Regions from separate parts of the Homo sapiens genome. Here region 2 is linked to region 1. A link is a loop called in an ENCODE intact Hi-C map of the cell type or tissue named here. Cell type or tissue: chondrocyte. All regions are shown on one strand.

Region 1 (2,500 bases):
ACAACATCCGATTTGGTGTGGCATCTTTACCACAGAAGCTGTTGTTCATGGTTTTCCTCGAGACTCCAACCCCAGGTCAGGGATGGAGACTGAGATTAAAGGAACATTGTAGTCCAGAAGATTTAACTTTCCAGCTGGGCTGGAAAAAATATATACATATATATACACAGGGGAGTTTATTAAGTATTAACTCACACGATCACAAGGTCCCACAATAGGCTGTCTGCAAGCTGAGGAGGAAGGAGAAGCAGTCCGAGCCCCCAAACTGAAGGACTTGGGGTCCAATATTTGAGGGCAGGAGGCATCCAGCATGGGAGGAAGATGTGGGCTGGGAGGCTAGGCCAGTTTCTCTTTTCACATTTTTTTTGCCTGCTTATATACTAGCCGCACTGGCAGCTGATTAGATTGTGCCCACCAAGATTAAGAGTGGGTCTACCTTTCCCAGCCCACTGATTCAAATGTTAATCTTCCTTGGCCACACCCTCACAGACATGTGAAGAATCAATACTTTGTATCCTTCAATCCAATCAAGTTGACACTCAGTATTAACCATCACAAATGCCTGCTCCCCCTTTGCCTTCCACCATGAGTAAAAGCTTCCTGAGGCCTCACCAGAAGCTGAGCAGACATTGGTGTCATGCTTGTACAGACTGCAGAACTGTGAGCCAAATAAGCTTCTTTTTTTTTAATTTAATAAATTACCTCAGGTATTCCATTATAGCAATGCAAAACAGATTAATACATGACTCAAAAGTGTTCTCAGGACAGTTAGACCAAAGTCATTCTGAAGCAAGAATGTATGAGGCACCAGCATTCCAGGATTGTTTGACTTGGCAAAATTTGTTTTGCTCTTTTGACCCTTTAAAAGTCACATCAACAAATTATTAAATAAAGCTAAGTATGCTGTTTGAGACAGGCAACAAAAAGGAAAGCAGCAAAAACAAAATCACACCACACACATCTGATTTCCAGTATTTTCTCCTTCAAAGTTCATTTGTTTTGAGCAATTTCATTGCTATTGCAATTTTTTTTGCTACCTATTACAAAAAAAAAAACAACCCTCTGTTAAATTCCTTACTCAGGCCAGGCGCAGTGGCTCATGCTTGTAATCCAAGCACTTTGGGAGGCTGAGGCCGGTGGATCACTTGAGGCCAGGAGTTTGAGACCAACCTGTCTCTACTAAAAATAGAAAAATTAGCTGGGCTTGGTGGCACTTGCCTATAATCCCAGCTACACAGGAGGCTGAGGCATGAGAATCACTTGAACCTGGGTGGCAGAGGTTGCTGGACAACAGAGTGAGACACTGTCTTACAAAAAAATAAAAAATAAAAAATTCTTACTCAACACTCCAGACTAACTGGAATGGTACATTAAGAGAAATATTGATACCGGTAATATAATACTATAATACAATTAATCGTTGTTAATTTTTAAGCTCAGACTGTATATAAGGAACTGTGCCAAATGTTTTGCATGCATCCTCTGTTTAGTCCTTAAGATAATCAATCCATAAAGTTAGACACTCATAATGTCCTCATTTCACACATATGAAAACTAAGGCACAGAGGGAAAGTGAGTGTAGCGCAGCCTGGGATGCCAGGTTAAGGACTTCGGATCTTGAATATTTTATTCAGGGAAATGAAATATTTGGGTTTTGGAAAGATAGTTTGGGTGGTAGTACATTAAGTTATACTGAAGATAAAAAACACTAAGTGGGCAAAAACTGGTTGGGAGACCCTTGTTCATTCTCTCTCCCCATAGATACTCCAACCCTGCAGTGCTATGAACTGTTGTACAAACATGCAAATGACTTAAAATGATCTTGTGTCTTTCTACTTGTTATTTATCTTGAGGCAGTTCCAGTCTTCCCATTGCCCGCCTGCCCCCCCCCGCCAACAAATTCCTACTCCACCTTCAACAGCTAGTTCATGGAATTCGCTAACATGCCACTTTCCTGTGTGAAAGACAGCACAATGTGAAAGCAAGAGCAGGAAGTAGGGAGTCAGAATGATCTGCTCAGCCTCTGAACAAGCTGCGTCCTTCCCAAGACTGTCACCTCATCTCTATAATAGGAATAATACTAATTTGCAATGTGGATGTGGAAATTTTAGATGATATTCACAAGTCTCTGTAAATTTTGTTTATTTTAATCAATTTGTCATCCTAGGTACCTCCCTCCCTTCCAGCCCACCACAGAGATTGAACTGTACCATCTGTATTTTATCATAGATCTTAATCCTATCTGTACACATTGTCACATTAGGTTAAAATTGCACTAGCTCATGAACAAGGGTCTGTAGCTTTCTCCTGCCTCAAGTAGGTCTTGCCTTCTGGTCCATGGTGGTAGGCTGAATAATGCCCCCCACCCCTGAGATCCTTGTGTTCTACTCTCTGGACACTATGAATGTGTTGCTTAACATGGCAAAAAAAAAAAAAAAATATATATATATATATATATATATATATATATATATATATATATATATATCTTTGCAGATGT
Region 2 (2,500 bases), 130 kb before region 1:
AGACAGAGTTCTGCAAGATAGAAAGGCAAGAGAACACAATTACATATAGTTGTCAGGGAAGGGCCCTCTGAGGAACTGACACTTAAGCTGACTCCGGAAGTATAAATAAGTCTTAGTCAGGTGAAAAGGCAGGTAGTGGGAGAGTAGGAGGAAGAAATTACTCAGCTCAACAATTAAATTGCATATTTCTATAGAAGTCCAGTCCTACCACATATTAGAATATCAGCTTTCCATGCAGTGGGCTCCTGACACCCTTTACCACTGTTAATAAGTGTGATAGAGAACCTCTGGCTTTGGGTTAAGGGTGTACCTTGCCCTAATCAAGAGCCAAAGTCATTCTTTCTCAGAGAAGGGAAGACTGTCCATATGGATCTCTTCCCCTTTCCTATGTGGGATTCTATTGCATCCCCTCCACCGTCACCTCCCATCATTCTCACATTCAACTCCCAGATGCCTTGAATCCTCCTGCAGAGAGCATCACTGCTCCCCACCAACAGTGCAGCTCATCTCACCCTGTCACTAGCACTGGCTGAAGACACAGCAGGCACTGGGAGACATGGCCTGGCAAACTCTTCTTGTCCTCTCTTCTGGACTGTTATTCAGGATGGAAACAATGAAGAAACAGCCAGGCACTAAGCTTTTACAAAAAGAATGCATTCAAATATTACTTCTGCAATTTTTCCAAGAGTACGAGTAATGGGAAAATAGACCTTGCGTCCTACAGCATACTGGGTGATTGTTGGTGGAGCCTGGTAAATACCATCCAGAGACTAGGGAAGTTTTCCACATTCAGGTGAAATTCAAAAGAGTCATCGCCTAGAGACCAAATTAAACTTATTAGTAGCAGAAAATAATTGCGAATAACACATGCTTCACACACAAAGCCACCAAACTCAGTAGTAATAATTGGTAGTTGCAGCTGGGAGGTTGGAAAGGAAACAGGAACTGTCAGGGTCCTGAAAGCACCTACTGTGTAAGTTGCATGATGACAGCAGAGAACTCTACTGTTAATACAACACAAAAAACATTCCTTTTCTGACTCAAGTTCTGTTTCTAACTCTACAAACGTGCTTGTATGTAAGTTGAGGTTGGAGGTCCCAGCCAAGGCAGCTGCCCAGAGCCTTTTCTTTCTTTCTTTCTTTCTTTCTTTTCTTTTCTTTTTTTTTTTTTTTTTTTTTTTTTTTTTTTTTTTTTTTTTTTTTGGTAATCTTGGCTGGCCAGAACCCAAGTCTTCCCAGTACTATCTTAGTTTCCGCACCGCAGTTCCTCGGTGTCCACTTCAGGCTTCCGGACTGGAAGGACAGCCGGGAATAAAACGTGCCGGCGAGGCTCAGGAGTCATTGGCCACAGAGACCCAGCCCGAGTTTCCCATCGCACTGAGCACTGAGATCCTGCTGGAAGCTCTGCCGCAGCATGAGCTCCGCAGCCGGGTTCTGCGCCTCACGCCCCGGGCTGCTGTTCCTGGGGTTGCTGCTCCTGCCACTTGTGGTCGCCTTCGCCAGCGGTGAGAGCAGAAGCCAGGCTGTGAGGGCTGGCAGCGGCGAGGGGGAGTCCGGGAAGCCCTGGGGCTGGGGAGGAATCCTCTAGGATCATGATCACAGCCACACTTAACGGAGAGCCTGCTGAGTGTCTGGCCACAGTGCCAGGCGCTGCACCTGCACCTCCCACCTGGTTAGAACAACTTCTGTCTGGGGGAGGTGTGATTTATGGTAAGGAAAAGAAGGCTGAAGGTAGTGGAAAAAGTCCCTAAAGTACCTCTGGCTACTCATGGAGTCACCACTCCCTCCCCTCCTCCTCTCTTACCCTCTCCATTTCCCCCTCAGCTGAAGCTGAAGAAGATGGGGACCTGCAGTGCCTGTGTGTGAAGACCACCTCCCAGGTCCGTCCCAGGCACATCACCAGCCTGGAGGTGATCAAGGCCGGACCCCACTGCCCCACTGCCCAACTGATGTGAGTCCTTGCACTGCATCTGTCAGTGCTCCCGCTCCGTGCCTCCTCTGCCCAACCCTCCCCCTTCTAATGCCATTTGCAAACCCAAGGACTGAAAGTCACATCTCTTCTCTTTTCCCTGCCAGAGCCACGCTGAAGAATGGAAGGAAAATTTGCTTGGACCTGCAAGCCCCGCTGTACAAGAAAATAATTAAGAAACTTTTGGAGAGTTAGCTACTAGCTGCCTACGTGTGTGCATTTGCTATATAGCATACTTCTTTTTTCCAGTTTCAATCTAACTGTGAAAGAACTTCTGATATTTGTGTTATCCTTATGATTTTAAATAAACAAAATAAATCAAGTTGTAGTATAGTCAAAATACTTCTTAATAATAGTGCAAAAATTGTGTTGACACATAACAATTTCATGGAAGAAAAAAATTCCGGTATTTTAAGCAAAAAGTATTTTGAAGGAAGGTGTGAATACTGGTTATGCTTGGTGTTACATGTTGGCTGATACATATTCATGCATTTACATGATTGCAGTACTTTATAGCTACATATTTACCTTG

The links. A loop is a pair of places that touch in the nucleus more often than their neighbours do. Peaks named below come from ENCODE experiments on the same cell type or tissue, not always from the same donor. Only the 100,000 strongest peaks of a DNase experiment are listed, where the experiment ranks them.
Region 2: a loop joins it to region 1, with 11 times the contacts of the local background. A loop is called at or near these places in 1 of 110 quality-filtered maps.

The regions. Positions count from the first base shown.
Region 1 is chr4:73,855,045-73,857,544 of GRCh38, reverse strand. No RefSeq gene overlaps it. Among named protein-coding and RNA genes, the nearest start is that of PF4V1, 3.0 kb to the right of the region's middle. In chondrocyte, no CTCF peak of the experiment used is centred here; no DNase peak of the experiment used is centred here.
Region 2 is chr4:73,980,867-73,983,366 of GRCh38, reverse strand. PF4 (platelet factor 4) reads left to right here and starts at 1,340. Exons shown (of 3, transcript NM_002619.4): 1 at 1,340-1,504; 2 at 1,824-1,950; 3 at 2,076-2,500. The coding sequence starts at 1,414. The coding sequence ends at 2,163. RefSeq lists an enhancer at 1,647-2,388. In chondrocyte, no CTCF peak of the experiment used is centred here; a DNase peak (open chromatin) is centred at 1,445.